2 separate regions of the Homo sapiens genome follow, and region 2 is linked to region 1. A link is a contact called in ENCODE Hi-C or POLR2A ChIA-PET data. All regions are on one chromosome and are shown on one strand. The core of a region is the stretch at or near the end of the contact, and the rest is flanking DNA. Distances in the headings are between cores, read along the strand shown. Region 1 holds the start of GMNN (geminin DNA replication inhibitor). Region 2 holds the start of CARMIL1 (capping protein regulator and myosin 1 linker 1).

Region 1 (4,054 bases), core at 1,034-3,533:
AGTAATTAAAAAACAATATGGTTTGCACCCCCGAAGGTGGAGTCTAGGTTTAAAATACTTACAATCATAAAAATTATACTATTGTACAGTAGAACTATTATTTTTTCTCTCTTAATCCAAACTCAGCCCTGTCAATGACTAAGGTGACTAAAGTTAATGACTCTTGATATCTATATTTTACATATATACACACATAATAATTATAGCTGAAAAAATGAAATTAATGTATTTTAAACCAATTTCTAAAACTGGTTTAAAATTTCTAAACATATTGTCCTGGATTAAATAGTCACCAGAAAAAGCAAAATAAACAGATACTAGGGTATGCCCAGGTCCATCCTAAAGAGCAGCATCTTAACTTTCCTGATTCAAAGACAGATTTAAGGTATAATAAACTGGGCTCTGACAATAACTTAACACAGACTTAATATCTGGTCAAATGAGATCATGCATTTACATTTGTAGGAAATGTTTAACCAGTAACATGAACTGAAGGACTAACAAGCAAGAAAGAGGGAAAAGGTAGAAAGGGATCTATGTAATGCGGTTGACTAGACCACTGGGCCAAACTCAGCATCTGAACTGCTGCTCCACTGCCCACTGCCCACTGCCCACTACCCATTGGCCCCTGCCGTGTCTGCGCCTGTGCCTCGTCGATAGATGTCCCTAATTTTTGTGGCCATGCCTTTACTCAGTGCAGTGGCTTCTAACATTAATACATTTTACCTTGTGTCCTGGCGCGTGCACACACATGTGCAAACAAAAAAGCTTAGGAAAGGCCGGGCGTGGTGGCTCACATCTGTAATCCCAGCACTTTGGGAGGTCGAGGCAGGCGGATCACCTGCATGATCACCAAAGTGCTGGAAGGTCGAGGCAAGCGGATCACCTGAGGTCAGAAGTTCGAAACCAGCCTGGCCAATATGGTGAAACTCCATCTCTACCAAAAATACAAAAATTAGCCGGACGTGGTGGTGCTCGTCTGTAGTCCCAGCTACTCGGGAGGCTGAGGCAGGAGTATCGCTTGAACCCGACAGGTGGAGGTGGCAGTGAGCCGAGATCCTGCCACTGCACTCCAGCCTGGGCAACAGAGCGAGACTCCGTCTCAAAAAAAAAAAAAGCTTAGAAAACAAAACAATCTAATTTGTGCGGGCATCCTGCTATTTTCTACTCTATTTCATGTTAAGAAAATGGTGTTCGGGCCCCAGTAAACAGACCCTACGCAATGTTCTTCAAACTGCGGGTCGCGGGCCGTGATCTCGAAATTAGTGAGTCATGAGCAACACTGCTTAGAAAAATGCAACTGAACAGAATGGAATTGAAGAGACGAGAAACATTGCTTCCATCACGTCTCATTTGGTTAGATAGCTGTGTCCTAGGTTGCGACGTAAAACGTACCTTAGTGTGAAAAAAGCTGAAAGCCACTTAGCATTCTAATCCTTCACAAGTTTCCCACGCCTGTCAGCGACCTTGCAACCCTTACTTGTTATTCTCCAGTTCCTTTAATAGCTAGATTAAAAACCCTGGCACAGGACAGGGTCCATGCGAAACCCGTATCAACAACGCCAGTATCCGTTTAATGGGAGACGCAGAATTCAGCCACCTCTTTCCATGAGCCAAATTTGCAGATCCCTCAGATCAGGACCAGCCACTTAACTGCCAAGAGGATGGATGCTTCGCCTCATCCCCACAGCTGGCAAGCCCAGGCTGAGTCCCTTACCCGCGTTGCAGTCCCCAAGCCCGGACCCAGCCAACTTGTCCCGGAGGCCCAGCGCCAGGCTAGGGGGCGGGCAGTGTGGCCCCGCGCGTCCGAGCCTACCAACCGCGGCGCGCGCCTCGGGAACTGCGCCAGCCAGCCAATAGGAAGCGCGGAAGTGAGAGCGCGCCAAAACCGACCCAGCCAATGGGGCAGTCCCTCGACTCACCTCCCAACCCCGCCCCGGCTCCCGCGACCGTTCAACAACCCCTTCGCCCTTACCCAGGCCGCGGCCCTGCAGCTGTCAAAGTAGGACGCGGCTTCAGAGGTTGGCCGGAGGGAAAGCGAGTCGTCTAGAGGCTGTGCGCCTTGCGCCCCTGCGTACCCACTTCCTGCCGCCTCTTGCCCACTTACTGGGTGGAGACGCTCAATCCTCGTAGCGAACGCACGTAGCTATGGCTGCAGCACCTCGCAAAAGGCCACAGCTCACCTACGCTGATCCCCACGGTCGCTGGAGTGCCCGGCGCGCTCTGCAGTAAAGCCCTGCTAACTCCGCTCGCCCGCTCCGAACAACCACGTGACCAACTGACGCAGACGAGGGGCGGGGCCTCTGGATCCCGCGAATCGCCTCTTCCCTCGGCCCCGCCCCTTCCTGCGCCTGCGCGGTCAACGGTAGCGAGTACTTGAGGACCGTGGGGGTTTTCTGCGGGCTGGGAGGCCTGTGCCCTTTGACCCTCCCCTCCGACCCTGCTCTTGGAACTTCCTTAAAATGCAAAGTTTTAGCCCTTTACGAAAGGGAGAAAGATTTGCCTCCATTAGTCGTTAGCACCAGAAGAACAAAATATTGTATGTGCATATATATTAATATGTAGTACACGACATATATTTGTGTAAAGCCCTGGCTCCACGGACTCGTAGTTGTATTAGGGGCTTTTATATTTTGGCTTTTTGTGTTTTGACTATGGTGTGGTGCGGTAGGAATTGTTCAGGAGACAACCGATTATCAGTTAATCCTGCAGCTATTCATTGAGCGCCTTATACGTGCCAATTACTACTGTTCTAGGCACTGAAATTACAACTGCTGTTGCAATTTGAAGGAGCAGAAACACCTTGGTAATAATTACGTCTAGCCTTTTCCTTCTTTTTTTTTTTTTTAATTGAAACGGAGTCTCGCTCTGTCACCCAGGCTGGAGTGCAGTGGCGCGATCTCGGCTCACTGCAAGCTCCGCCTCCCGGGTTCAAGCGATTCTCCTGCCTCAGCCTCCCGAGTAGCTGGGACTACAGACAAAGGGAGACCCTGTCTCAAAAAAAAATTAATTTTAAAATATTTTAAAAATAAAAAGCAGAAGGAAGGCGTTATCGAGTACAAATAAGGGACATATTACCAAATGCAATGTATGGATCTCGTCTGAACTAAACACTGTATTTAAAAAAATACCCAAGGGAAATTTGAACACTGACTGAATATTTTGGGATGGTAAGATATGAGTTGTTTAAGGTTACCTGATGAGCAATGGGTTAAAAAAAGAGATTAGTTGTAATGACAATATTGTGGGTTTTATTGTAATAGCTTCTACCTATAAATGGTAATTACAGATGAAATTTTATACCATATATTTTATTTGAAATAATTATTGAGAGAAGCAAGGGAAAAGGTATAAATCAAGCTTTCTCAGTATGGGCTCTATTGACATTTTAGACTGGGCAAATTGTTCGTGGTGGGGGCTGTCCTGGGCATTGTATGCTGTTTAGCAGTATCCCTGGCCTCTACCCTCTAGCTACCAGGAGTACATCCCAATTGTGAAGACCAAAAATGTCTGCAGACCTTGTCAGATAACCTTCCGCAGGGCAAAATCATCCCCAGTTGAGAACCACTGGTGCGAATAAAACAGTATTGGCCTTGTGTTGATAACTGCTGAGGCTAGTATGGATGAGTACATGAAGATTTTTTATTCACTCCCTCTACTTTTATATCTGTTTGGGATTTTCAATAATAATTTTTTTTTTTGAGACGGAGTCTTGCACTGTCACCAGGGCTGGAGTGCAATGGTGCAACCTCGGCTTACTGCAACCTCTGCCCCCCCCGGGTTCAAGCGATTCTCCTGCCTCAGCCTCCCAAGTAGCTGGGATTACAGGTGCCCGCCACCACACCCAGCTAATTTTTTGTAGTTTTAGTAGAGACAGGGTTTCACTATGTTGGCCAGGCTGGTCTTGAACTCCTGATCGTGTGATCTGCCCACCTTGGCCTCCCAAAGTGCTGGGATTACAGGCGTGAACCACTGCACCTGGCCAATAATAAAATTTTTAAAATATTAATTTAAAAAGGATTAAATGATGGGATAAGGAGGTAGAAATACTGGA
Region 2 (3,774 bases), core at 756-3,255, 500 kb before region 1:
CCTTATCCCCTGACCAGCCAGGCAAGCCCTGCCCTACACTCATTCTCAGGACCTCTGGAGGCGTCTTCAGAGCCTCTGGCGTTTGCTTGGGGTGTTGGAAAGGTCGCAGCCTCCCAGAACCGGATGTGTCACTCACTCCAGCAAAAGATGCAGACTCCACAGGGTTGGGGAGAGAGAAGAGGATCTGCTGGGATCATGATGAGAGGTGCGTGTGTGTGTGTGTGTGTGTGTGTGTGTGTGTGCGCGCGCGCACACGCGCGTGCGTCTGTGAATAATTTCATACTGTAAATTCTGGTAAAAGATCAGGTTTGTCTGTAATTCAGCAGAAGTAGGGGCTTCCATACAAACCTAGCAACAGCCTCTCTACATCAAGTTTTACCTGCTGAGTTAACAGTCACCAACGGAAGGGCATACACAAATTCCTCCAAAGTATTATTAGCTAAAAGAAACAACAGAGGGGCAAATTCCACACATGGAGATCAACGGGTGCTCAGAACTTCCTCTTGTTGTCAGCGCCGATTAAACATCATCTTTGTGAGCTGTAGGCTGTGTAGTGTGCCAAGAATGGTACAGGAGGGAATATAGGTCACTAGGGCTCAAAACACATCTGTACACAGACGCACATACCTTGTTACAGTATAACATGCTACACACATATACATGCTTAAACGCTAGGTTTTCAGAACACTCTCCCATCCTATTTCAGCTCTGCCATTTTAACCCTCCAGATAATTAAGTTAAACCCCAAGACTTAACCAGCCCCGCCCCCACCACCACCAAAAAAAAAAAAACCTCAAGGTACTCAAACAATGGGTCACCTTGCACAGCGTAACACACACGGGTTCCCTAAGAGATCCCCTATAGGGAGAATCGGTAGGTTAATCATTATTAAAATAAGGCTTTTATCATTAACCCTCTATTTCCTGGCCTGAGTCTGCGTCAGCCCTGTAACCCTTTCGCTCCCAGCTGGCTACACCAAGCCACACCTTGCCAAGCCCAGTCATTTTACCAGACTAGCGCCCACTCCCCCAAGTCTGCGTGTCAGAAGATCACCTCCCGCGGGGCATTTTCAGGAAAGCGCCTGACACGTGCCGGAGACGACCTACTGTGCGCTCGCCACCTGTCCTTCCAATAGGCTTTCCCGGACTTTCCCGAGTTTGGGGCAGTGGGCTGGGAGCTGTAAAGGGCTCCCCTCGCTTGCAGAACTCCCAAGTCTAAGATGGCCCGCCCCCTTCTTTCGCCAACCTGGATCCCCGCTTCCGGGCAAGAGGAGGTGCCCAGGGCTCACAGTCGAGACCCTCCTCCCACCCACCTCCCGAGGACTCCCGATTCCTCCCCGAAGCCTTCCCTCTCTGCACTTGGCTCTACAGGCGGTCGGATGGGAACAAACTTCCCGGCACCCCCAGTGACCCTGCCCAACACCACTCTGCCCTAAGGGGCGCCAAGACTTCTCGAGACCTGCGGGAAAGCAGAGGTGGGAAGGGAGAGAGAGGTGAGGAGTACGCAGAGGAAGGTGGAAAACCAACAACCGCGTGAATCTTACCTATCAACTCCCTGGGAACGTCAGAGCTCTCCTCGGTCATGGTTGCCCTGTAGGTGTGGGGGTTATTGCAGGTCCAACTCTGATTTATGGCCCCCTGCCCTTCCCCGAACTCCTCAATTTTTTTAGAGAGGCAGATGCAGCTTGCAAATGGAAGTGGGCAAGAAAAGGGGGGGCGGAGACAGAATTTTGCCGCGCGCCCCCCGCCCCACCAAAAAAAAAAAAAAGAGTTGCAAATGCGAGGCGGATTTGCTGCTGCTGCTACATGACGCCTCCTCGCAGTTCCCGGCGGCTGAATAAGGAGCGGACCGGATTACAAGCGGGCGCGGGGCGCGGGGCGGCTGTGGCGCCTGCTCCTCCTCCCGGCTCGCTGGTCCCCGGCGGGGCTTGGGCCGGCGTAGCTCCCGCCCAGCCTCCGCGCCGCACCTACAGCCCTAGGTGAAAGCGGAAGGCGTGGGAGAGGGCGGGGAGAGCGGCGCGGGGCGGGGGGAGTAGGTTTTCCTCGCGCTCCTGCCGGGCTCCGGCTGGGCGGGGGCAGCTCCGGCCCTCCTCCTTCTCCTCCTTCTCCTTCTCCTCTTCCTCCTGCGTTTCCTCCTCACCTCGCGAGAGCCGGCCTCCGCACCGGTGCGAGGCCGGCCTCCGGTGCCCGAGCGCTGGGTCCCCGGCGTAGGTCGCACCCCCAGGAGAGACGCTGTGCGGTGCTGCGGTGGCGGCGGCGGGCACCGCGCCCCTCCTCGCAGCCTCCCTCCCAAACCGCAAAAGCCCTGCGTCTGGAGAGGGGGCGAGCGGGCTCGCGAGAGAGCCCGGGAGCCATCTGCTGGCTGCGAGGGAGGAGAGCCGGGTGAGCCGGGCTTTCCATTTCCTTGTCCCCACTCCGGGCGGGCCAGGGGACCCAGAAGACGGGAGACGGCAGATTCTGCAGACCCGTCTACACGGAAGCTGGTTCTTTTTGGGACCCTCTTACGCACTTTTTCTTTTTCAACCCTCCCGGTGACATGTCACTTCATCATCGCTATTCTTCATTTCTGATGAGCTAGACGAAACCTGTGAACACTAATCATACCGTGAGAAGACACTTGTGTGTGTGCGTTCAGCTGGTGCTCTGCAGCCGCAGTTCGCTATCTCAGACATTCCCGTTGAGAGCGCCTTGGAAAATGCCTTTCACTCGGAAAAGTCTCTTTTATCCTCGGGGCATATTCAGGAAGCTGAGCTTTAATCACTGGAGCCTATGTAAGCCTGCGGATAGGTCTGATCCTACCTGGGCCCAAACTCCCTATGACTTCCCTGAGCTCCATCCCCAGAGGTTCAACTTCAGGGCCAAGAATACTTTGTGCCTCAATCGCTGCTTTTTAGCCTAGGGCTGGGAATGTCCCAGACTGTCTAATCAGGTTCTGCTTTTAAAGGACAGAAAAGGAGGAAAGGAAAGGGAATCCATGCACTTGGCAATCTAATTTTAAACACTGCTGTTGACCTTGGACCCCTTAGAATCATCTTCAGCCCCACAGCCAGGCCTTACCACTAAGGATTTGCCAACCTGGCCCCTTCCCACCCTCCTTAACCTCTCCCACTCCCTTCTCTATTACAACCAGACTCACTGTTTGCTTCCTCCTTCCTCTTAAGGTTATCTGATTCTTATCTATGTTTTCAAACCCATCCCAATGGTCTACCTTCTTTGTGAATATTTTCCAGGGATTTTCAGATTACTGTGATCCCTAAGCCTCTACAATATGTATTGCCTGAAACACTTTTCTAAACCCAACCATATGGTGTCGTGTTTCATTGCTTGTGTATTTGTCTGGTTTTACTATCTAACTCTTGCATTGTCCCCTGAGTTTGGATTTTTTCTGCCCAACTAGACTGTAGGTGAGTTGAAAGTGGGAATTTATCTTAGACTTTTGAACTTCTTCAACAGCCTAGTTCAAAATAGGTGTTCAATAAACATTTGTTAACTGATTTTAGAGCTTTGGACCTCAGGCCTCCAACCATTTGTTTCAAAAGTGGGCAATTTCTTTAAGCTAGACATTTCCTTAATGCATTAAATATATTTTTTCTGCAGTAAATGGAAATTAACATCTCAAACTGTCTTTCATTCAACCTGGTGTGTTAAAGAGGACTTTTCTGGCACATACCAATGAAGTTTCAGAAATGCCCTGAAGTTTCCAAACCATGTGATAACTTGTGAAAATAAGAACAAAAGTTTGTCTTTTTTTTTTTTTTCCTGTGGCCTGGGTGAT

Evidence for each region. A loop is a pair of places that touch in the nucleus more often than their neighbours do. ChIA-PET counts read pairs that join two places held with the same protein, here RNA polymerase II (POLR2A). Pooled maps may share reads with other maps.
Region 2: a loop to region 1 is called in a pooled map, with 9 times the contacts of the local background. The contact joins the promoter of CARMIL1 here to the promoter of GMNN in region 1. A Hi-C loop is called at or near these places in 5 of 50 pooled maps. POLR2A ChIA-PET finds 5 or more read pairs at or near these places in 2 of 52 experiments (H1 and activated naive CD4-positive, alpha-beta T cell).

Annotation. Positions count from the first base shown.
Region 1 is chr6:24,773,166-24,777,219 of GRCh38, reverse strand. GMNN (geminin DNA replication inhibitor) reads right to left here and starts at 2,283. Exons shown (of 7, transcript NM_015895.5): 1 at 1,976-2,283. RefSeq lists an enhancer at 1,289-1,368.
Region 2 is chr6:25,277,605-25,281,378 of GRCh38, reverse strand. CARMIL1 (capping protein regulator and myosin 1 linker 1) reads right to left here and starts at 2,005. Exons shown (of 37, transcript NM_017640.6): 1 at 1,544-2,005. The coding sequence starts at 1,583. RefSeq lists a silencer at 1,808-2,277.